Regions from separate parts of the Mus musculus genome. Here regions 1, 2, 3 and 5 are each linked to region 4. A link is a loop called in an ENCODE intact Hi-C map of the cell type or tissue named here. Cell type or tissue: left cerebral cortex. All regions are shown on one strand.

Region 1 (5,000 bases), 90 kb after region 4:
CTTTCTAGGTTATTAATTAACCAATCAACTTGGCTTTTTCACACAATACGAGGAATTCTTTCTTTTCAGTTGATCAGAATACTTCATATGTGAAAAATAAAATGTCTCAAATAAACAATGTGAGTGGAATTACTAAAAATAGCATGAGCCTCCTCCTCAAAGTTCAGATTGGTTGAAAAAAAGAAGTAAAAGCCGTGAATACCCATTACTTTGTCTACCATTAACCTTTCTATTCATTTGAGTAAAATAAACTGTCATCAGACGCTAATGTTTGGGTGCTAGTAAAAATGTCATCGCTGACTTCAGAACACTAGATTGTCTTTAGACTAGTAACAATCGTGTGAATTTTAGTGAAATCGGTCAAAATGCTGACCTCCCACAAAATGACTTGTATTTAGTTTATTTTTCTTCTTTTCACATACTTAGTACTAGAAGACTATCAAGTGTCTCCTAGTTTTTACTTTTGTTTTCTTTTTGTTTCTTTTCTCTCTTTTTTTTTTTGTTTTTCTTTTTTGAGACAGGGTTTCTTTGTGTAGCCTTGGCTGCTCTATAACTAGCTCTGTAGACCATACTGGCCTGGTAATCCTCCTGGGATTATCCCTACAGGGATCCTTCTGCCTCTGACTCCTGAGTACTAGGATTAAAGGCATGCTCTACTAATGCCCAACTGTCAGGTATTTTTATGAATTATAGAAATAATCCATGAAAGTATTGTCTTTGACACACTTTTAAAAGCTTAAACCTAAGAGACTTCTGACAGCTGAGAATTTGAGAACTGTAAAAATAGAAAGAAGTGAAAGGACAACAACAGTGACCCCATTTGTCTTCATTTAAGGACCAGGCTTGATTTTAAAAAGAAGGCCATAGGCACCAGCTCCAGAAACAAGGTCAGAAGACACCAGCTCTAGGGACAGACCATAAAATCCACAACAAGATCATAACTCCCTCCCAAAACAGCCTGGGGATAATCACAAAGATGGAAAATACCTTATCTCAGAATGGGTCTTCTGTGCTAGACAGGCCTATCTCATCCTGTGGTTAAACATTCATGACATAGGAATGCAGACAAATGACCACCTGTGATCCCCAGTATCCAACAATAAAATTTTAGATTACGTAATCCTCCTAGAGAGTTCTTCTAGTTCCCTAAAAGAAGGTCTGCATGTCTTTGTCTGGGGTCAGCATTTCAAAAAATAGTTGACCCCTGTGGGGTCAGTGGAACCAGACAGACACTGGTAAGGCCCAGCCGATTAAGAAACCTTGGCAATTCTCATAACTGAGAATGATTGGCATTTGAATCTGCTCCCGACCAGATTCCTGTCCTGGAGCATGTGACCATGACACCTCACTAAGAGGTCCATGACAACTAGTCATGCAGCATAGAGCCCAGAGTTCTCCATGTTAATGAGGTATCGAGATGGACCGTGAGGATGTAGCCAATAAGCTTCCTTTCCCAGCATTCCTTCCTATAAAAGGTATTTAATCTCTGATCCAAGCTGAGTGAGTTGTATGCATCCTCTTTTCTCCATGAATAAAAACAGTTTAGACAAGCAAGGACTGTCTCCTTCAAGGATCACTGTGGGTTTGTGGAGGGGAGAGATGGGGAGGGAGACTTCATTTTGCCTAAATCTCCAACACTCACCCTGAGCTAAGCCATATTCTCCCTGCCCCAGGCTCACCTCATGCAGGCCTGCAGCCCCCTGCCCCACTCATAACTCTTAAGAAGTCCCCAGGATGCCAAGGAGTTCCAGAAGTACAGCCTTCATCCCAGCCCTCGGAGAAACATGGGCTGGGACCCCTATCTTAGGCTACATTTTGTCTCCCCTGAACAACTATCAGCGTCCTGTGAGCTCTGCATTCCAGTGGAGAAAATGGAATGTAGCCTAGTGCCTCTGTGTTCTGCAGTCCCCACTCCCCACCCCCCAGGCAGCATCCTGACACCCAAGCTGTGAGGCAGCAACAAAGAACCACAGACCCTTGCATGCTGGTTGTTTCTACAGAGTAAACACTCCTTGTCTTTGCACCTGAGTCTGGGGTCTTCCTTCAATGATGTTTGGACACTTAAAGAAGATTTGTCTAAATTTGGGCCAGAATCAGACTGAAGCAGTCGAGGTCTTATATGGAGAAGTGGCATGTTTTACAGCTGACTAACTCAATACTTTCCTTATTTTTACTGTTTTCCTCCCCAACACACCGGGGCCCTACTGTACACTGTTCCAGGATCTTTTACCTCAGATGAAAGTCTGTGGTTGACTCATTCACAGTTGAGTTGAACTGATGACATTTTGAAAATGTTATTCCCCTGGTGGAAATGGTAGGGTGGAAGGAATTTGCATATTTAAATGTGGTTAGACACTCTTTGCCTCAGGAGGAAAAAAAAAATACCAGTCTTCCCCAGTAGAATGTTGGACTCCTGGCTTGTGGCTGCTGAGCATGTATTTGGGGAACAATCATCCTCCTGTATCCTCAAGTTACAAAAAATTCAAGATCATCTGGGTTTCCTATTTTGAGTACTTTTCCTCCTGTGGCTTCCATTGTTTCATTTGAGTTCAAGAGGCAACGAAGACTGTAATGTCCATTGAGCTATTGAGGTGGTATTTATTTAAAACATTGGAAGGCTGTTCTCACATATGAACCTTCTACTGGTTATCTGTTACACACTTATTTTGAGAAAAATAGCAAAACAGTTTTTCACTTGAATTATTTCTGCTATGCTTTCTCCTTCTTGGTGATACATAAATGCCAGTTATCTAGTAAAATTAAAGCCACTAGCTGACTGCATGCTAATGACTGAGAGCTTCCCTCAGGGCTGTGGTTCTTCGATATAAGTGGGCTGAAGGGCTGGAAAAAGTGCAGGTGGGTAGGCTCCAGTAGACAGTTACTGTTAGCAGTCCTGGAGTGAGGAGTGGAAATGTGCCTTCCTAATAAGCTCCCAGATGTTGCTGAGAAAGCTCCTGCTACCATTCCCCAATCAGTTATATTCCCCAGTGTTCAGCAAACACAAAACACTAAACACTAGATTTTGAAAAAATATAATGTAAAAGTAAAATTCTACGCCTTTAGGCCCAGGCTTGGGAATGTGACCTCTATGACTCAATGCTCCAGGTATGCTAATCATAAAACAGATAGCGACATTCCTCCACCCACCTGATTCTTGGGTTCAAGGAGTGTTCATTCAAAGAAAGTCACCCTGACCCACCCTGACCCACCCTGACCATTGCTTGAACCAGCTATGCAAATGTGCTATTGTTAGGGGCTCTTAGAAACTTTCTTGAGAAAAAACCCTCACAATTACCAGGTATTCCTCGTGACTCTTGTGACTTTGCACTTCCTTGTGACTCTTAACTGGTATTTTTGGTATTTTCCAACAACGCCCTCCCCATCTCCTTGAGTTGTGGTTTCTTCCTTTAAATATCCCCTGACCCAGCCACTCGGGGCGCCACGGTCCTCTACCCCTGCGTGGTGTATGACCGTGGGCCCGAGAGCGCTCTTGAATAAAAATCCTCTTGCAGTTTGCAGCAAGACCGTTACTCGTGAGTGATTTGAGGTTTTTCGCCTCTCCTGAGTCAGAATGTGGGGGAGTCCTCACGTTGTGGGTCTTTCAATTTTAGGGTAGAGAAAGTTTAGTGAAGAGGATCCTATCTTGGAAAACCAAGGATAAGCCTCAAGTCCATTTTCCTGTGGATGGAGTTAGGGATGTTTATGGGTTAAAGAAGCACAGTGGTCTGTAACATTGGGTAAGGTGTCCAGGGCAGGGAAGGATGAAGGAATCTGTGGTTCATGTTTAGATAAGATGCCCATGGCTCTTCTTAATACAGAAACTCTAGGTTGATCTGCACATGGAGTTTGCTTCCTGACATCAAAATGTCAGACACTGAACATTTCTGAAGAACCAAGTAACAGGCCTTACACAGTGTGAGCTGAACCAGAATACTTTCCCATGCCTGACAAACAATATAACTCTTAGCCCAGAGACTATCGTAAAAGTAACTTTTATTCCCCAGATGTAACTGTCGTCTTTGAGGTTTACTATTGAACAAGCTCACCCTTTCTAGCTCTTTCTGAACTCTGGCTGGCTGGTTCAACTCAGCTGTTATGATTCAAGCTGACTGATTCAAATTAGCTTCTCTCAACTTCTGACTGAACTGCTCTGCAAAGAAAAACTGCCTCTCAATTCCATCAACTCAACTACACTAAGTACACTGACTACACTGACTGCAGGAACTGAACTGAACTGAGAACTGCATGAACTCAACTGAATTCAAATGCAATCAACTGGAATGCATTGAACTCATTAGAAGTCAACTAAACTCCACTGCATGGCCTGAACTCAACTCAACTGCACAGACTGAACTGCCCCCCCCAAACCCCCCCCCCGGCACTGCTCTTAAGTAGCCTTTCTCTCCTATCTGCTCTCATTCAAGTTGGGTGTATCCTATCTCTGACTCATTCTGCCAAATTGTTCTCTGATTCATCACTTTGTCTGCCTTCAATTAGATGTCACTTTCAAATATGTCTGTTTCCTTCTACATATTAACTTTACCTTCACTGTTTAGGATTAAAAGTGTATACTAAGGGCATGTCTGTATTCCAGCCAGAGAGATTAAAGGCGTGGATCCCAGACACATCACACAGACCTAGAAAAATTTTGATGTGATCTTTTGCAATGTTGCAGAATTAAAAATTCCTCTATACGCACAGTACTCAGAAAAGCTGCATACAACAAGTTAATTGGAGTATAATAGCTTGATAGAATAGTTACTTTCACATCAATGTGAAAAAATTCCTTGACTGAAATAACTTGGTTGATGAAGGGTGTATTTTGGTGCACAGTTTCAGAAAGTTTCTGTCCATGGTAACTAAGAAAGCATAAACTGTCAACTTAATTCATGGTGAGAGGAGCAGAAAGATAAATCTATTCGACATCACAGTGGGACTGGAAACAGAACAAGACCAGAATCAGGGATCAGGCATAAATTCCCAAGACCCTTCCATCTGAA
Region 2 (5,000 bases), 540 kb after region 4:
TATGGGTTGGTGAAACCCAAGTTTGCTGGCCTCAAGATCATTGCTGACATTTCTGATTGATATTTGAACCTTTAAGCAAAGTTCGTCATGAAAATAATCAATGTCATGTGTCTCTCCTGCAAATTTTGAGATGGAAATATGTTAGCAGATCATGCTTTGGTAACCGTGTTTTTATTGTGTTTTTGGTAATGGTTCTAGTACCAACAAGGAGCCTTTATTGCTGGATCCGCCTCACCTCTGTGTATTCAATTTTGTCCCAGATCAAATCAGCTTTGGTGTAGAAATGAGGTTAGACTGCTCACTAATAATGGCTTGAGCAAAAACTTTATAGTTGCATAGACATTGAAATTGTCAGTTATTTGTTTTTTTTCTATTTATATTAAAATTCTGTTTATATAAATACTATATCAGTGAGAAATCCTGTTTTACTAGGTTCTTAACCTTATTTTTCCTATACAAAAGAAAAACAAACAAACAAAATCCCTCCAGAAGCAAACAAAACTATGGAAATCCAATAGAACTAATGGCAACTTTCTCTGGCTTTGTAATACTGAGCCTACAAGCCTTTCTTAAAAGCAATAGATTTAGAACTCAAAATTTCTACTATACATTAAAATGCAATAATTATATTAAAATTCCAAACCAAACCATTAGACATATATTCATTTGTAAATACTAATGGCATATAATAATAAATAAAGGAATGGATTTGAAAAGCTTAATAATGCTTTTAAATATTAAGTCAGCTTTTTGCTATCATTCATATATTTTCAGTTTCAAAATATAGTAGTTATAAAAATAAAATTATTATAAAGCAAATTTGTCTAGTTTGTGCTTATATGCTAAATTAAAGAAAATTATATGCCAAATATGTAAAATTTATTCCACAAAAATTAACAGGCTACACAGATAAATTTTGGCAAATGCAACTTTATATTGAAGTTCACACATCTGTATCTTAAAGAATGAGACTCACAGAATCTAATGTATTTCTAAAATACCAGAAATCATATTATAAGCTTTCACAAGTTAAAACTGAAATAATTTAAAGGACCAATACACTGAATGTGCAGAAAGTATAAAGAAGACTGTGCCTTCCATACAATAAATGCTTCACAAGTTATGCCAGATGTCATACGAAGGCTGTGGGCGCCCCTGACAGCTGACATACAGTATAAACACATATCAACTGTCTGCTTCTTAGACCCCACTAGAATGGGCAGCACACCTCAGAAGAAAATCTCATTATACTAATGGTGTGCACCTTAATTTCCAAACCAAACCATTAGACAAGTATTCAATGCTCTTCCATGCACTTCCCGATGAGCAGCCAGGACCAGTTACTGATTCATTGCCTCTTGACTACTGCTCCACTGCTAAAGAAGATGAAGGATACTAGATAACCCTTTAAGGCAACACGTGTTTATTCTGCATTTTTCGAACTGCTCATCTCTGGTCAGTTGATTCCATTCATGTTGCCTCCCAGAGAGATATCTAGCATTTGTAAAATAGAAACAAACTGGAAACTTTTTCTTTTTCTTTTTTTTTACTGAATCAACAAAAAACACATAATACAGTTCAATGCTAGCAATTTCACTGGTAGGGAAGGAAAGTGGTATTTAGAAATAGCAATATATTAATACAAAAAAGGTAAACTCTAATTGGAACCAATATACTGCTTTGGAATGCTCCCCCAAACTTACAAGGCGTGTTTAAAGTGGTGTACCCCAATAATTCATGGCACATCTTTTAAGAATTACAGTACTGTTAAGTCCCCCAGTAGTGTAGTCTTTGCAAAACAAAAATAGTATGAAATGTTTTAAAGTCTTCAAACTTCTAAAATTAGCTTTTATCAACACATTTACCTCATGTCAACTTAATTTATTAAAATGTCCAATGCTAATTGTTTTTTGAAGTTTTTTTTCATATGTAATGATATACACAGCATTTAGCACTGATACTTAGCACCTGCTACTTTCGTTATCTAGTGTTCACCCACAGAAAGAAACTTAGGGCAGTGGTTCTGTCCTTTCTTAATTACAAACCTTCGCCAGCAGTCAGCAGGATCACTCCGAGATTTAAAATAGGATTATAGGTGAACTATTGCAAAGACTGCAGAATGTTGCCCAAATCCTTGTCACTGCTGATTCCCATCCTTGGTTTTCTTCTCCAGACATGGCTACAGGCCACAATTGCTTAGCAGAGAGGGTTAGTGTTTCACAAGGCTAAAGATTTACAGATGCTCCCTCATATAACACAGTAAGGTTCCCTTGGTAACCTGGATTTTCTGCAGTAAAGAAGGGTTGTGCTGAAACAGCGCCTCAGCTCCCTGTTGGAGAAAATGCAGACAAAGGGATTGATTCCTGCTTGGGCGAAACTCATCCAGACAGCGGCTGTTAGAAATCCCCCTGGTACTACAGGCCCTCGTGCAAAAACTCTCCAATAGCAGGCCACCAGGTAGGGACCCCACAAGGTTAGGAAGAGGAAAGTCATTATATAAAACATTCTGCTGATTCTTTTCTCCATTTTGAACTCATCCAAGACCAATAGCCGCCTTCTGCCTGTGGTATTCGCATTTTGCCTGATGCCCAGCAAGGTGGGTGGTGTGGGACCCCTTCCAAATCCTGCTAGCCAATTGGCAGCTGCCTGGCCGCTAGCTCCAGGGCCATGAAAGGTCCAGTTCTGACTCACTGCTGCTACAAACTGGACTGGCTTCATTTTCCTTCGATCGTGGACAAAAAATATCAGCTTGAGGTAGACAAGCTGTGTGGCTAGGAGGATGAGAGCAAGGAGCAGCATAAATCCTAGGGAATCGTTAGCCCTGAAGGAGCGGTGTTGGAAGGTGCATTGATCCTCCTCCCTAATGAAGGAGTAGGTGCCTACATCTAAAACTGGGGGGAATGCCATGGCCACGGACAGAGTCCACACCATGCAGATCACAGCCAAACACGTCCAAAAGGTCAGCCTCTTTGTATAGAAGCGGTGATGGGCGATGGCTAAGTATCTGGTGACGCTGATGCAGAAGAGCATGAAGGCAGTGTGGAAACAGGACAAAACCCCCAGGAAGGCAATCACTTTGCAAGTCAGAGTCCCGTAAGTCCAGGTGGAGCCATTTTTGACAGAGTTGAATACAAATGGAAAACAAATTGCAGATCTGAGGATGTCTGAGCAGCACAGATCCAGCAGGAAGTAGTAAGGAGCTCTATGCAAGGTCTTATCTTTCACTAGCAAAATGGAGATCAGAAGGTTGCCCACAACGCTGACTCCTATTATGAAACCCAGGGAAGTCAGTTTCAGAAAGGCTGTTAGAGGCGAGAGATTTTGCAAAATGTTGTCGGCTGCATGGCTATAGTTCGCCATAGATGGATGGAGGATAAGGAAACAGCCTCAGTCAAGTCTCATGATCTAGATATAAGAACAAGGAAAAGATAGATCCATACATTTTACTGAAAATGTAATCCACAAAGAGATCAGATCCGATCTGTGGCCATGCTTCCTCTTGCCTTCCGTTTGATTTGCCATCAGAACATCTGAAGAAGAGGAAGAAGAAGAAAAAGAAGAAGAGAAAAAGAGAGAGAACTATCAGTTCTTCAGTTGGTAAGTTATGATGTCAGTGCTGCCCCAAAGCTGTTCCTTTATGAGGAAGCAAGTAAAGTTTCAATGTTAAACAGTACTGTTTGCTTCAGCTGCAATTGGAGATGTCAGAGTACTTACTGACTGTTTCAGTACTCTAAACTAGGTAAACTTAACGGGGTCCTTATTCTAGACACCATACAGTCAGATTTGGGCATCTTCAGGAGGGAAGGGAATAAATTGTTCCACAGTTGTAAAATATGCCAGCCCCCAGCTTTGCAATGGAATCTGCAAGGTTGCTGAAAGGAGGCAGATAGCAGGCTCCCCACAGTTATCTGAGCTCCTGTAATACCATCAGTATTTTAAAGGAAGCCTCTCAGCTCATATGCATGCAGAGATCCTCTGCAAATGTATAGCTTTTGAGTCAAGTGCCCCTGTACATGCTGCATAAAAGTATTTGTTGATTAATATTGAAGCATAATTCTAACACCAGACTTCAAAATGACTAGAAACCTATCCGGAGATTCAATGTGATTTAATCTTTTGTCTTTCTTTCCCTACCCCACCCCCACCCCCCTTTTGGGAAAATCCTGTCCCTTTTAAAGCTACATGATTATTAAAAATGGTAAATGTAAATACTGGCCAGGGAAACACACCCAGAGGGATAATGCACTTCCATTTGTAAACCTTATATTCAAATGAATATAGCATGAAACGGTATCTCCGAGGCAATTAAGCCTTTCTCATTTACACTGATAATCTCTGTTGCAAATCACAAGTGGCTTTATTTTCAAACAAAATGCACATTGTCTCCTAGGTGCCAGTGAGCCACACCAGGGAAATCAGTTTCCTCTGTTATTCCCTTTGCCACTTCTCACTTGCCTGGAATATGCTGATGGAAGCCCAGGCAGAACTGCATCCGATGGTGTTAATTTCCCAACCGGTACATCCCCGGGTAAATACCGATCGCATCATGCAACATTACGAAACCTGAAATCCACCACCCCTGGATTTATAACAGAGATGGGGGAGGGGGAAGGGAGGGGGAAGAAGGGAGGGAGGGAAAGAGGGAGGGAGGAAGGGAAGGAGAGAGAGAGAGAGAGAGAGAGAGAGAGAGAGAGAGAGAGAGAGAGAGAGAGAGAGAGAGATATGCATTACATACTCGAAGATGGGAAGAGATTGCTTCTGTGCTGCAAGGGAAGGGTTCTCCGTGATTCGCAGTCTCATATTCCTCAGCTTTGCAAAGGTTTCCAGAAACCGAATTCTCAATAAGCGTTAGAAGATGCATTGTCTGAATGTACTTCCATTATGCAGTTTATTGTCAAAAAAAAAAAAAAAAAAAAAAAAAAACCCTCAGGGAGGGCTGTATCCTGATGAACCTGCAGTTTCATCAGCACGGTGCAACCCCCTCCCCCAAACTTAACCGA
Region 3 (5,000 bases), 150 kb after region 4:
ATATAGCAGTAGCCCTGATATCCAGCTAGATGCCATCAGCACCCAGTGGGAAGAACAGAGGGTCTTTAGATACTTTATAGGGTGAGGGGGTGGAGATGGAAGTTACTGCAGGTAAGAATCAATGCTTTATTACTTTATTGGCACAGGAGTAATATTTTTTGCAAAATGCTCTGTATGACAATGATCATGTGCTATTTGGTACAATAAATATAGACATACTTTCTTACCTTTGTAAAATATCATACAGTTCTATTAACTCAGCTGTAAAAGACTGGAGAGACAACAAGATATCTGTTTTAGTAAAATTAAGTCTGATATTCCATTTAGCTAATAATGGGCATGTTAAGGGATCTGATCTAAGATTTCCAGGAAAACGTCAGGAACAGAAATGTTGGCTTGACTCACAGGTATTTAAGGCTATCAAGAGTCATGGACCCAGATGAAATGACTAAGGAGATGAAAAGAGATGTACATCTGATACACTGAGGCATACAGATACCTAGAATTTGAGAACAATAAGAAGAACATGAAATAAGACAAGAGTCTGACAGGTAGAAGGAGGAGATAGAGTTTGGGTATCAGGGATCCATAACAAAAGAAATTTCTATTAGTGGTTTATGACATGTACTTCCAGGAGTCATTTTGCTTCAGAAGATGTGAGTAGAAGCTTACGCAAGAAGACTGATATTTTCTAAAAAGACTCAAATCTAAACCAGAGCATTTATAATTTAGTACATCTTGGTGAACTCACCAGATTAATACAGTGACTGCTTCCTTTTGACTTCATACTATTTGAAACTTGTCCTCAAATCTAAGCAACCCTCTATTTCCATAGAACTCTTACAAAGAATGTTCTATGAATATAAATACACACAAAATATGTACACGAGATGCAAAGAAAAGCATATGCCACCAGAACATGAAACATTCCAACTTGAGTTATTGAGTACTTTCAAACACCAAACCTGACCTTAATTCGATATTTTGTAATTGCCAGAACTGAGGACTACAAAAGACCAGCAATGATCTTTTCAATCTCAAAGAGACAGGAATATGTGTGGGTTGGTGGGGTGCGTCGCTGTATAGTATGCTTGAAAACAGTAGCACAAAAGTTAATGTTCTTTGCTGGAATGAAGAATACTGTTATCAAAATCATTCAGCGATAAGTCTGGTAATGGGGTCCTTTTTGCTCCATTTGAATAAGCCAACCACCTTATCCTAGTTTTATTGAATTAGAAGTACAATGATCCAATCTCTGTTTCCAGAGCTTATTAATAGTTTCTGGCCTAAAAATCTTGCTCCATATATCTGAACAATGTGTCCCTCGTGAACATAAAGCATTCAGCCTTATAAGAGGACAAATGATTGGCATTTTCCATTGCCAGCAAAGTATTTATGCTCATATATTAGGTTATAATCATAAAAATGTTTTTAATGTTACAAATAGACTTTGTATTTTTAGAAAATATGCCTGACTAATAATCATTTCTTTGTTGCTTACAAACCTCAACAGTCTTTAAATGGCTCATGTCTTGACACATGCTGAAAAGATGAGAGATTAAGCTATGCAATGTACTATGATAAAAAATAATTCATTCTAAGAGACTGAGGTTTTTGCAGGATCTCACAGTTGAGTTAATAATTCACCCTAGGGTTACTTAAGGCTGCAGTCCTACTGTGTACTACCCAGCCTGCTTGTTTAACCTGCCTTTCTGAGAGCAATGTAACAACTGATCCTTCTTGTGTTGGCTTTCCCCTGTAATCAACTTTTACAACCTGAGCTGATGCATAGTTGTGACCTCTAATTATATACTCATCTATGCCCCAGAGGCAAGAGTAATGCCTGTGTTGTGTGTATGTTATGATAATCATTTGCTGAAAATAGCAAATATAGGCTGAAAACAACCTTCTAAAAAATGTAGTCACCAAAAATATTGAACACAACCTACAGGTATTGTTTGATAAACAAAAAATGTTTTTACTACTTTTTGTTATTAGGGTCAGTTGGAATCAGTGATTTGATCCCTTATAAAAATCTTTAAAATGTCTGTAACATATCTCTTATTCCATGTATTTTTGCAGTGATGTTCTAAAAGATAGAGCAAAACAATTTGTTAAGGACAGAGACAGGAAAAGATTCATAAAGACAGTCTTCAATAGGCACAAATTCAGACTCTGATGCCAGGTAAAGATATGGGGGAAAGTGAAGTAGAGAATTCAAATCAGGACTTACTCTTGGATATATTATACCAAGAGGGAATTATTTTATTTCTTTCCTCAATGAGACACCAATGAATTACTAGTGACTTGGGGTTTATTACTAATGTGGTAAATCTATGCATTAAGCTTATTATAAAAGTAATCATTCTGGAAATATGAATAATTACTTACCACATTAGTATAAATATTCATAGACACCTGAGAGCCTGGAGAAAGGCATGTGGCTGGAAAGTATTGTCATGTTCTTCCCTGAAATGACATCCTAAGCCTGCACACAGCCATCCCCTAACTTGGAAACCTGTTTTCTCCCATTCTCACTCTCTGACCTGTTGTAGAGACCTTATGACATTGGAGTAGCTTCTCATGGTTTCTTTACTCCATCTAGTCAAATTTGCATGTATCATTATCTCAGCATCTCAGAATCTTTCCCTCCCTGGTGACAACTTTGGATGTATTTCCTATGCCTGGGATACTAAGGGAGTCTTACAGACATCAGCATAAGTGGCTTCACTAAGTAAAGTAAGTCTTATGGTTTGCCAGACTTAGAAGATCATTTACTTGGAAGTATCTTATTTTAGAAGGATAAGAAACACATCAAATCTTGCAATCCATTCCTCCTACACTGAGATTGAAGCGCTGTGTTATAGAGAAGAAATCCCTATGCTTATAATAGTAAAGACTTTAGGCCTCCAGGAACCCTATATTAGCCTAACATCCAACGGAGGACCAGCAGAATGCATGTGCCACAAACTCACTCGAAGTACTTTGGGAAATGGATGTTTGGCATATAGGATGTCCTCTTGTGGTAAGTTAATTATCTGGACACCACCTGGTCCTAGTGTGGTTTTCTCAGAGAACTAAGTAGATGGGAAACGATTTATTTCCACGGTCTTATCTGTAGAGTCTTCATCTTTTCATCGGTTTTGAGTTGAGGCTCTGTCTTCCCCATTATTTGGTGATTTCTTTTAGATCATCTTCATGTTTATGTATTTTAGGAATCTTCTACTGTATGTAGTTTCTATTTTATCCCTCAAATTGACCTCAGTTTTTGCTGTGTCTCCTCATATTGCTTCCCTCATCCCTCTCTTCCCTTCTCCTCCTCACTTGATCTACCAATTCCAGCTGCCCCATCCATCCATAGCTATTGTATTTCCCTTTACTAATAGAATCTATCCCCCCATCTCCTGCTGTCTTAGTCAGGGTTTCTATTCCTGCACAAACATCATGACCAAGAAGCAGTTGGGGAGGAAAGGGTTTGTTCAGCTTACACATCCACATTGCTGTTGATCACCAAAGGATGCATGACTGGAACTCAAGCAGGTCAGGAAGCAGGAGCTGATGCAGAGGCCATGGAGGGATGTTATTTGCTGGCTTGCTTCCCCTGGCTTGCTCAACTTGCTTTCTTATAGAACCCAAGACTACCAGCCCAGAGATGTTACCACCCACAAGGGGCCTTTCCCCACTTGATCACTAATTGAGAAAATGCCTTACAGCTGGATCTCATGGAGGCACTTCCCCAACTGAAGCTCCTTTCTCTGTGATAACTCCAGCCTGTGTCAAGTTGACACACAAAAGCAGCCAGTATATCTGCCAAGTCTTTTCCTCTATACCTAACCTATGTGGTTCTACAGATTGTAACTTGGTTAATCATTTCATTGTTTTCAAGCTCCAGAACTACAAAGGGAGAAGTTTGTACACTTGGTTTGACTCACAATCAAAGACATAATTTGAAATATAAAAGACATATATCCATATTTCTTTTAAGAAAATGTAAACATTTCCTGAAGTACATGATTTTTTCTCAACATGAACAATTTTTATATGCACAGAATAAACAAAATGGTCTAATGTGCACCAGCCCAGAATAGAAGACCAGGTTACAATCATGTGTGGTATTATACCTACCCTCCAGGCGGCTGTAGTCCAGTGAGAAAAGACAAAATACAAAGGATACACAAAGGATACACTCCACCACCTGATTCAATGAACTGGGTGGAATTTTTAGAGAGAATTCTTCCGCAGCACACAGGGAGTGCACAGTGATAATGAAGGAGGAGGATCAGCTAAGTCTTTACACTGCATTCCCCTGCAGTTGAGAACAGATGGGTGATTTTTCTTCCTTAAGCAAAATGTTTTTGAAATGTTGCCTGAAATTCAAAAGAAAATTTTGCATAAAATATCTGGGCTTCAGAGAGAAAGCGCATAAATATTTGGCATCCTAAGTGCCTATTGTTGGGTGGTTAGGAATCTTTAATGTCTCCTTAGTCAACTCTTCAAAGGGAAGATTTCCTTCTGCTATTCAAATGGAAAATTCTCACTGAATTCAACAGCTGTCTCTCCTGCTTTAAGCTCTGGGTTTATTTTCCCCTTGCTCTTTTGAAATGAATGTTGTATGTACAAATTACTGGGTCTGTGTAGATGCAGGCATAAATGGTACAGTGTGGGATTGTTAAGATACACTTCACCTAAATAGCAGTACCATGGAAGAATGTTAACCATGGTATTTTATTTACTAAACCAAGAGAAGTTGCCATGTTTATTTTAACCCAGTATCTTTTAAAAAATGTATTCTTAGTGTCTTGTCAAGATTTTTCACTAGAAATTACAATTCTATATTCTCTTAAAAGCACAACATTTTTTTTTCAGTTTTTACTTTTACCATGCTCCATTCTTTGTTCAAATAGGCTGACAATTTCACTTTCTATGAGAAACAAAATGTGTCAGTTTTAGATCTATGGTGGTCTTTGTTTTTTGTAGCTTGCTAGCTACTAAGTTTTGCA
Region 4 (5,000 bases):
TTTGTGTTGGGCAACTGCTCCTGGACATAGAACTTGCACTGGAGTATGGTCGATATACCCAGTGAAGACACTCCATTGGAGAAAACTGGTTTTCCCTTTCCTAAAAGGCATTGTGGTGGTTTGAATAGATATGGTCCCCATAGAATCATGTTTGAATGCTTGGCTATAGGGAGGTACACTATCACTGTGGAGGTGGGCTTTGAGGGTGATATAAGGTCATAGGTCAAGTTATGCCCAGTTTGGTACACATTTTCTCCTTGCTATCTACAGATTTAGATGTGGAACTCTAGGTACCATCCCCAGCAACATCTCAGCCTGTACCCTGCCATATTTCCCATCATGATGACAATGGACTAAACCTCTGAAACTGTATGCCAGCCCCAATTAAGTGTTTTCCTTTAGAACCAGTAGTTTAGGCTACTGTGTTATTAAGCTTACCCACCTTGATACTTTGACTTACTCAAGTTACCTGAGAATGCCTAAAATACAATCAGTAATGTAAAGAAATCCAACTCTTACACTTTATGAAACTACTGAATAGTGAAATACTGTACTTTGGTGAAAATTATAAACATTAAGTGGTTCTCTCAAAAAAAAAGTAATGTTTCCATTTATAAGAGTTGTCTTGGTCATGTTGTCTGTTCATAGCAATAGGAACCTTGATTACGAATAAGACTTTGTGTCCACTATTCCTACATTATATTTGAATTTTTTCTGTGAGGGTCTTGTGAATGCTTTGGCAGTCCCTTTAAGTTCATATGTTTGTCCATCCTGTTGTATCTAGAGGACATAGTTTCCTTGAAATCATTCATCACATCTGGCTTGTATAGTCTTTCCATCTACTCTTCTAAGATAGATCCCTGAGTCTTAGAGGTAGAGGGAGTGGGCTGATAAAGACATTTCATTTTTACTTGAGTGCTCCAGTGTCTCTCACTCTCTGTATAATGTCTACTGCATGAAGAAGATGTTCTGACGGGGGCTCAGTGGTGAGCTGCTCCGTGGGTGTAGCAATACTTCATTAGGAAGCATTGATGGCTGTGTGCCTTCAGCAGAATAACAGTAGCGGGTTTTCCCCTATTACTGTCTCAGGTTCTTGGCCACTCAATAATTAAGGTGCAAGCATTGCTCAGGGTGAGAACCCTTTTTTTGCCTTGGAGACAGCAACCTTCTCGATATGTATTTACATGGAAATGGGGCTCGGGGCAGAACAGATTTTCCTATGTCTCTGCTTAAAAGGCATTAATCTCATCACTTACTTAGCCCAGTTTTCTCTCAAAATGTGGTAACTCAAGTAGTATCACAGTGTGGGTAGACTCAATATATGACCTTCGGGAGACACAACTGAAACTTCTTATATTTGGGTTACTCAGAAACACTCTACTCAAACTCAGTCTCCCTAAAAGTCCACTTGGTCCATATTGGCAGTGCCAGCTTCCAAGGGAGACTGATCAGTCCTACCCTGTGGCTTTTTCTCCTTTGAAATTATATATATATACATACATACATACATACATACATACATACATATATATGCATGCAAATATCAACTTGGCATTTTTGTCTATACTTTTGTGGCACATGCCTCTTGAGCTCTTACCACTTTAAGAGCCTCCATCTGAGGACTGAGAAGATAATGAATAAAGAGCTTCAGCCCCGCAGCTCTCATTCACAGTTCAGAGGAGGGAATGGGTTTTCAAGCCTTTCTAATGTCTCTGCTGAGGTGGAAGTTAGAGAGGCAGCAATACTGAAGAGGCCACCAGAGGACACAGAGAACAGAGGCTGCCACCCACAGCCTGTTTGGTACTGCCAGCCACCCACTCTGATGGGTCAGGACTTCGCTGCTGAGCAGTGGTGCTGAACAAAATATTAAACAAGCAGTAACACAGAACAGATGTGAACCATTAACCATCAATACATCCACACAGGTGCAAATGAGCTTGTGGATGCAAGGGCCAGAACCCTCCTTACATTGTAAATCAGAAGTTCCCTGAAACAGAGAAGTTGGGAATATACAGAGAGGTGAGTATAGTCTGAAGCTTGGCTTAAGTGGTGTTGCCATGGCTTTGCATGTCTCTGGTCCCTCCCTTCTGTTGTTCCTCATTTTCCAACAGGGAGACCTCTTAATGTGGTAAGGAACATAACTTTGGTTATGAAAACAACCTTCTAGTTTAGCTATCCCAAGGAGAAAATGGCTGTGTCTAAATGTCAACAGGGTTAGGATTAGGGTTAGGGTTAAGGAGTTAGGGTCAGGGTCAGGGTCAGGGTTAGGATTAGGGATTGTCCCACCTTAGGTCATGTGCCTATTCCTAGGCCAATCACAGGTGACAAGGGGATGGGGATAATGTAGTGCAATGCTAGTAACTCTTTTATGTTTGTGTGTGTGTGAAGAAAACGAACAATTGTCTACATGTTGATGGATACTGAGAACTTCGCTCTCCACAGACTTGTGTAATACTGTTTATTCAACCCCGCTTCTGAAACAAGTTCTGAAACATTCCAAAGGGTTGACTCATAGTGATTCCAATGGTGGAGGATGGGCAATGTGACACTCCTTCTGTGGGTGTGCAGGGGAATGGCCCTGGTCCTCTTCTTCTGTACAGGGGGCATACAATAGATATGTTTGCTGGGCCAAGGAGATGGCTCAGACCATTGCTCCGGAGGCTCTTGCTCCTGTTTTGCACATGCAGATTCTGGCAGGGGTGGGAATGGAACTCCTCGTGTTGCCTTAAGAAGTGGTTGGATGATTATGCCTCATTCTCTGTTTGAAAGGCTTATTTTCGTCAGCTGTGGGTGGGCTCAGGTTAGAAGGTAATTGATGATATTTAGGTATGAGTGGGAAAACCTGCCTCCAGGTTTCATTCACTGTTTTTAGATGTAGATGGCTGTTTTGTGAAGGTACGGTGAGATAGGAGCTTTTCAAAGGAAGGGGGGGGATGCAGTAGGAGGTCCAGGCAGACCAGCTAGAGAGCAAGAACACTTATAGCTGGAGGTGGACTAAGCCATTGGGAAAGGACAGGAAGAAATTTTTTTTTAGGAATGAGGAGGTTGGTGCAAATGGATAAAGATTCAGGGCGAGCAAGGTACAGAGAGAAAAGCTGCTGAGACTTGAAAGCCAGAGAAACAATGATAGGAAGAGGAGGGAGTGAAGGAAGATATAATGTTGGTGACTCAGCCATGCAAATGAATAACTTAAGCCACTGGGATGAAAACCTCTATTGCAATTTACCTAGCGTCGGAAGGAGGTAAACCACATAAGCAAAAGGATGGATGGGTATCCATGGTTTCCTTCCCTATGCTAATTTTATCCAGCATCCTCTTAGTAGACAATTCATTTATTCTGAATGCTTACTATTTGCCAGGCACAAGGCTAACCACATCCTTAGCATAATCTCATTTGCCTCTGGGCAAACTTACTTAGCAAGAGCTGCTATGCACGTTTCTAATAAATATATGGATGGATAAATAGGTCTGAAGAGTTGGCAGGCTGACTAAAGCCTGACAGCTGGGCTTTGAACCATCAAAGCTGGATTCTAGTGCCTGGAGTCAAGCCTAGGCTACCCACTTAAGCTTTCTCTTTGGTCCAGTGCATCAGTTTGCTAGGGTTGCCAGGGCAAAGCACCAGAATCTAGGTACTTAGAACAACCTATATTTGTTGTCTCATGGCTCAAGGGGCTAGAGTCTGAAATCAAGATATCACCCAAGCCACATTGCCTCAGATGGTCCTAAGGGGGAATATCTGCTTTAGGCCTCACTCCTAGTGGACACTGGCTTCCATGCAAGTAGCAGAGACTCACATTGACACATCACATTTTCCCAGTGAGTATGTCTTTTTCTTTTTATGGTATTCTTTTAATAGAGGCATACTTAGTGAGGAACCCCTTAACTTCAGCATGACTTCTCCTTAACTAATTATATTTGCAGTGACATTATTTCCAGATAAGGTCCTATTCTAAGACATTAGGAACATATGCATGAGAGGAGGCAGCAATGCAAGCATAGCACCCAGGAACCCTGGATGGGATCCTTGGTTGGCAATGCTCTTTGGCTCTGGCACGGCACCTTGTATGGTGCGTGTCCTCTGGCTTTGCTGCTGTCTCTGGAGCTCAGCTGTGGCCACACACTGCAGTGATAGCCTTGGCTGGATGGGCCAGGGTAGCTGCCAGGGGCAGGTGCTCTATGCCTGCCAACATGGCCAGCTGCATCTCTGTTGTCACCACTGACAGACTGGAAAAGCTGCTGCCATCCATTTTAAAACAAACCCAGAGTTTCCATCCATGTGTGTCTCCATATACAGTGCTGGTATGTTTTAAATGATTTTGAAAAATGATTTTGTTTTCATTGCGAATACATCGTGATTCATTGCCCCTTTCTGTCTGTGGACTAAAAAAATGCCAAATGTAAACTGTATATGCACCTAGGGATACCCAGTATTTTGAAAATAAGATTATTCATATCCCTTGTCTCCTTTAGACTGCCTTCAGACACTAAGGCCTGGTAAACCACTTTCTTGTCAGGTTTCTATGCAGTGAGGATCTTATTTGGTCGGGATCTGTAATTTGAATGATTCTATTAACTGCCCCTAAAAGCAAACCTTTTGTGTTCTTCCTCCTCTTTCTGTTTTGGAGGTCTACAGAGGACATGCATAGTCACATTCGCCTTTACTGTATAATGTTCCAATCAGCAGCCAGCTTAATGAAATCCAATTAATGTGTTAGGCTGTTGTGATTCTAAAAATATTTCCCATTCCCCTGGAGGTGCTGAGGAAAATTGAAGGAATCAAGGTATTATAGTCAACCCATAATTTGGAGAAAGATTCTTCAATCACATTGGGGGTGGTAGGTTTGTTCCTGAGAAAACAAAAATAGATCATCATCTCTCTAAAATGAGGCCGTGAGATTGTTCTGATCACCCCTGATTCAGATGCCAGGTCTTGCATGCAAATCTAATGATTCTTCGGTACATATATATGAATATATATATGAATTATTAAGGTCAGTTAA
Region 5 (5,000 bases), 450 kb after region 4:
TGCTTATTTTTATAATGAGAAATAAAAACTAAAATGCAAGTCTAAATGATCAAAGGAAACTTAATTTATGTCCTAATTAAAAACATCTAGGTTAGAGTTTGCATATGATTGTGCTAATTCTTGGGATTTAGAATGCACAAAGAAATAAACCAAAGATGTTAAAGGATTAAGTTTATTATCAAAATTATAAATGAGAATAATAGAGCATTCATCACTTCTCACTTGACTTTTGTATCATTTTCGTAACAGAATTTAACTTGACAAAATGATCAAATGTCCCTTTAAACCATATTTCTAAGGATTTTTTAAAAATGGCTTTAGCTGTTGTCCAGTTTAAGTTACATGAACATCATGAAAGCCCATAATTTAAAAAAGATTTGTAACTTAACTGATAACCATATCATGTCATAGCTTCTTCCAAGAAATGGTGAACACATTAAAATAATGCACAGGATAAAAGTTAATTGACAAGTGAAAAGATTTTTTTAAACATTACACACACACACACACACACACACACACACACACACACGCTTTTCCGTGGCTTTATACTTGCTAGATTTCACTTGAAACTTTGTAAGTATGGTGGCAACTCCAATACTTGTTCTGATTTGTTTCTCTGTTGTGGTGATAAAAGAACAATCAAAACAAACATAGGGAGAAAAGAGTCTATTTCAGCTTATAACCTGCAGTCCATCATGAAGGTAAGCCAAGGCAAGGACTTGAGACAGGAACTGAAGTAGAGGAATGATGTTTACTGTCTTGCTCTCCATGGTTTGCTTAGTTTGCTTTAATAAAGGACAACCTGAGCAGGGGTGGCCCCACCACTGTATACTAGGCTCTCCCACATCAACCATCCATCAAGGAAATGTCCTAGTAGACTGGGCAGCAAATCAAATCAGATAAAGAAAATTTCCCAATTGAAATTTATTCTACCAACATGACTCTAGTTTGTGTCAAACTTACAAAATCTAATTGGCACAATAATAAATATATAAATAACAAGCCTGGAATGTATGGTTTTCATTGCATATTCAGATAGGACAGAAGACCCATGTTTTAGGCCTACTTAATGTGATAGTTGATAAAAATAGCCCCATTACTTGTATCCTAGTTTGACCCTTAATAGTTTTGTCTTCCAAAATTAAGTTTCATGATCACTTTCTCAGACCAAATGCTTCTAAAGCAAAAGGATACCTACCTAGGTAGAACTCCTAGTTTTAATTGCTTGGCATATATGCAGAGTTTGATATGTCTTCTGGGAGGGAGACCACAGAAGTTCTTGTTTGACACATTCTAAATCACTTCCACAATATTGCAAATAGTTCTTTCTAATGGTTGCCCTGCTATGACAAACAACAGAATTTCCACTTTCTTCATTCTCTCTTGTATTGTTCTCATATGCAGGAGGACCAGAGGTAATTTTCAGGAAAAAGTGATCTCCAATGGCTGTTTTAGTGGTTAGACGTTTGGCATCTAACCCAAAGATTTTACTTTAGCTGCTTTCTTTGTGGATTCATTGATAGATAAAGCCAGTCATACTGAGATGTATTCATTATTCTTTGAGGAGGCTTCCACTTAACTTAGACCTTGTGTCTACTAGCAAGATGTGTTTTGCTAGATTTTCCCCTTCCTGTAGTCATCTGAATAGTTTCAGCTTAGTGTCACATTTCTCCTAGTGGTTTCTTTTACAAGTTATAGGAGAAAACTCACAGGATGATGTTCATGGGGCATCATGAATGTAGATTTTCAACCTCAGAACGACATATAATTTATAGAGATTGCCCTGTGCAATGTATGATGTTAGGCAGCAGGCCTTGCTACTATCCACTACACCTATAGAATATTTCTATGGCTACCCAAAATGTCTCCAGGTATATTCCAATAACCCAGTGAGGCAAAATTGTCTTTTGCTGGGATCCAGTCTTGGATTTTGATCAAGTTCCTGTGTCTGTGACATCAAAAAAATATTCAGATTCCATTTTCTGTTCACTTTTTTGTTGTTGTTTTTTTTTTTGTTTTTTTTTTTTTTGTTTTTTGAGACAGGGGTCTGTTCACTTTTCAACACTTCCACTTTCTATCTTTGTTCCACCCACAATCACTTCTTACCTGTGTTCTTGATAAATTTCTAACCAGACTTCTGATATCTGCCTACCTTACACTTTTGTATTTTCAGTCCTTTCTGAATCTAGCATCCAAGATGATGAGTTCAAAACATGTCATGTATGACATCTGTTTGTAGCTTCCCTAGGACTTCTCATTTCCTATGAAATACAACGACCTTTGAGGTACGTGCACAACAATAGCAGACCAGAACTTGTTTCATATATCTCCACCTCTGTCAAAAATTGGGACCAGTAAAGGAGACACAGCAGGTGCACCAACAAAATGCCTCTGTGAAAGCTCAGAGCTTTCTGCAAGTTGTTGTTAAAGTTGTTTTCAGACTAATTTTGCCATATAATAAATAAATAAATGTCACAGGTTATCCTTCTCTTAGGTAGTCTTCCAGTCAAGTCATCAAACTGCTCACTAGACCTTACATAACTGTTTTCTCTACTTGTAAATTAAGTTCTAAGTTGGAAGGATGAGGATTTACTAAGAGTTTCTTTAAACTAAAGCAGTAGGTTCTAGGTGCTAATCCATGTGTTCTAAAAATTGTTTTTAAACAACAATAATATCGGTAAAAGTAGAAACTTCAGAGGGAGCTATACTGAGATACTTTTTATTTAGATTTGTGCAGCACGAGGAGCCATTTCATACAAGCTTTTCTGTAATATTCAAGAGTATCTTCAAGAACTTCGGTAACTTGGCACTATAAGATAACACAATTTCATAATTTAAAAGCACACTGTGGGAATATTAGAAACAGTTTAAAAAGATTAAGCGATGGGGGAAATCACTATCAGAACCAAGAAATTTCCTTTCCCAAGATCACGAGATAATAAAATCCTAAAGACAGAGAAAGTATGAAGGACAGCCAGAGGTGGCAACGGTACAAAAAGTTGTCACTTTCATAAGCAAAAAAATGTTAGCAATCTGTTAGAATACAGAAATGGCAGTGGCCCCTCCCACAACCCGAAAGATCACACGAAGCTCTGCTAGTTTGCTTCTGTCTCTCCATATGGGAAAATATAAGTAACTGGATAATCTTCAATCAGAAGAAAGCATAAATCCCCAAAGAATAAGTCATCAGAAGACATATAAAGATGCTCAATATGTTCTAAATGGGAATGCAGATATGAAAATACATAGTCAATTTCTTTTTTAGCTGTGTGTAATAGGGTGGAATTAAGCAAAAGCAAACTGGAAAGCAAAAGATCCCAGAGAACATTTTGATGACAAATGGAAATATCTTATTGCATAGCAAGGGCCCTGGAACAGAGCAGAATATGAAACGAAACTAAGAATACTCAGCAAAGCTTCCCAAGGGTACAGCTCTTCCAACGAGAGATTGTTCCCTGGGCTTCCTGGCACATCACACACTGCTATTTTTGCAGGAGTTTTGTGAAATGTCATTAATTTTTAAAAATTTTTATTTATTTTTTACTTTGACAATCTGTTTCTTGGACATCATACTTCTCTTGGGAGATGATACATGATAAGTGGACAGAGCATGTTGGCACATTCGCCCTTAATGTTAATCCCCCACTAGAAATTGGGCTTATTTTTTCCCCAGGCTTTTGGCTCCGGATACTGTCTTTGCAGCCATAGAAAATAATGGCATGTTTCACAGACAGTTGCAAAAGTAAACTTCCTCCAATAACATTCTAGAAACTGGATTACTAAATTAAAAAAAAATGTAATCTAATAAAAGGCATGGTCCAGAAAGACATTTGTTAAATGCATTCATTAATAAAACCACATTTTCCTCACCCCAGAGACCTCATAAATGGTGGTATGGTCTCCATCTAGCCCGCCAAAGTTATTTAATTCGCAATGCAGTTGAAATGGAATGTTCTCTAAATCAGATACATTATGGGGTAAGAGGGCCTTCAGGGAGACTGAGTTTGGAGGCACCAAGAGGAATAGCCTGGGAATCTGATTGCTACTATATAAATTGTTTTGTAGACAATTGAATTTCAAATCTGGACTCAGGATGGCCAGACCTTAACTACAATGTGTTCTGGGAAACTGAGGGATTGGGAAAGAAAAAATGGAGGACTTAGAGGAGGCATTTTAGTAACAAGAAGAGCTTACACACATTTTTTTTTTTTAATCAGCCTGAGGGTGAAGAGGTTCTTTTCTGTCAGCGCTGGGAAGTCACCAGGAGGGCTTCTCACTCTTCCGCCAAGCTCTCCTAGAAATTGCTGCTTTATTTTAGGCCCACAATCCTCTGCAGAGCTCCTGCAGTTCTGTATGTGGTACACCCATCGCACAGAGTGTGCTTTGTTCCTTATCTTTTCAAGGAGCTTAGAGAGAGAGAGAGCGCGTGCAGATTTGGAAGATACATTGTTGCCCTCGGGAAGGCAGTCAGAGCCGCTGATAGCGCTGGAAAATAGAGATGGTGTCCACCAAAGCTGGGGGTGGGCACCCACAGGCTACTCTCCTTAACAACTCTATGGGAACTGGGGCGTTGAGTTCAAATGCAAATACTCTTCCAGACTAGTGCTATTGTTCTGAGCAGTAAACTGCCTTTGTTATCTACCTTTATACACTAGAGCTTGGCAGGCTAACTTAACATGCATTAGCTTATTGCTTTTTTTATTAAAATAAAGGCATCCTATTTTGATTCTGATTGAGATCTAGGCTTATTTTAAATGTAACACCTATTTCTTATGGACAATAGTTTGTTCACTTAAATCCTAAATCATCTGGCATAAGTAACTGGGTGGTTTTCACATATTTTTTTATTTATTTATTTATTTATTGAAAAGAAAGCCAGTAAGATCCAAAAAAAATTTGGTTGGGGAAAATAAAAGACCTTATTTATTTATTTATTTATTTATTTATTGAAAAGAAAGCCAGTAAGATCCAAAAAAAATTTTTGGTTGGGGAAAATA

Evidence for each region. Hi-C counts contacts between places; a loop is a spot of excess contacts. Peaks named below come from ENCODE experiments on the same cell type or tissue, not always from the same donor. Only the 100,000 strongest peaks of a DNase experiment are listed, where the experiment ranks them.
Region 1: a loop joins it to region 4, with 2.1 times the contacts of the local background. A loop is called at or near these places in 2 of 42 quality-filtered maps.
Region 2: a loop joins it to region 4, with 4 times the contacts of the local background. A loop is called at or near these places in 4 of 42 quality-filtered maps.
Region 3: a loop joins it to region 4, with 3 times the contacts of the local background. A loop is called at or near these places in 3 of 42 quality-filtered maps.
Region 5: it touches region 4 in a loop (4-fold over the local background); 2 of 42 quality-filtered maps call a loop at or near these places.

Annotation. Positions count from the first base shown.
Region 1 is chr6:13,382,351-13,387,350 of GRCm38, forward strand. No RefSeq gene overlaps it. Among named protein-coding and RNA genes, the nearest start is that of 1700016P04Rik, 28 kb to the right of the region's middle. In left cerebral cortex, no CTCF peak of the experiment used is centred here; a DNase peak (open chromatin) is centred at 2,289.
Region 2 is chr6:13,833,544-13,838,543 of GRCm38, forward strand. Gpr85 (G protein-coupled receptor 85) reads right to left here. Exons shown (of 3, transcript NM_001330667.1): 3 at 909-3,530. The coding sequence starts at 3,360. The coding sequence ends at 2,248. Among named protein-coding and RNA genes, the nearest start is that of Gpr85, 3.9 kb to the right of the region's middle. In left cerebral cortex, a CTCF peak has its summit at 2,325; DNase peaks (open chromatin) are centred at 1,305, 2,346, 2,584, 3,057 and 3 more places; H3K4me3 peaks cover 4,517 bases; H3K27ac peaks cover 3,096 bases.
Region 3 is chr6:13,445,027-13,450,026 of GRCm38, forward strand. No RefSeq gene overlaps it. Among named protein-coding and RNA genes, the nearest start is that of 1700016P04Rik, 34 kb to the left of the region's middle. In left cerebral cortex, no CTCF peak of the experiment used is centred here; DNase peaks (open chromatin) are centred at 2,768 and 4,335; H3K27ac peaks cover 1,518 bases.
Region 4 is chr6:13,292,126-13,297,125 of GRCm38, forward strand. No RefSeq gene overlaps it. Among named protein-coding and RNA genes, the nearest start is that of Gm725, 31 kb to the left of the region's middle. In left cerebral cortex, no CTCF peak of the experiment used is centred here; DNase peaks (open chromatin) are centred at 1,841, 2,739, 3,058, 3,609 and 2 more places; H3K27ac peaks cover 1,645 bases.
Region 5 is chr6:13,743,685-13,748,684 of GRCm38, forward strand. No RefSeq gene overlaps it. Among named protein-coding and RNA genes, the nearest start is that of Bmt2, 68 kb to the left of the region's middle. In left cerebral cortex, no CTCF peak of the experiment used is centred here; DNase peaks (open chromatin) are centred at 2,538, 3,084, 3,395 and 4,441; H3K4me3 peaks cover 435 bases; H3K27ac peaks cover 294 bases.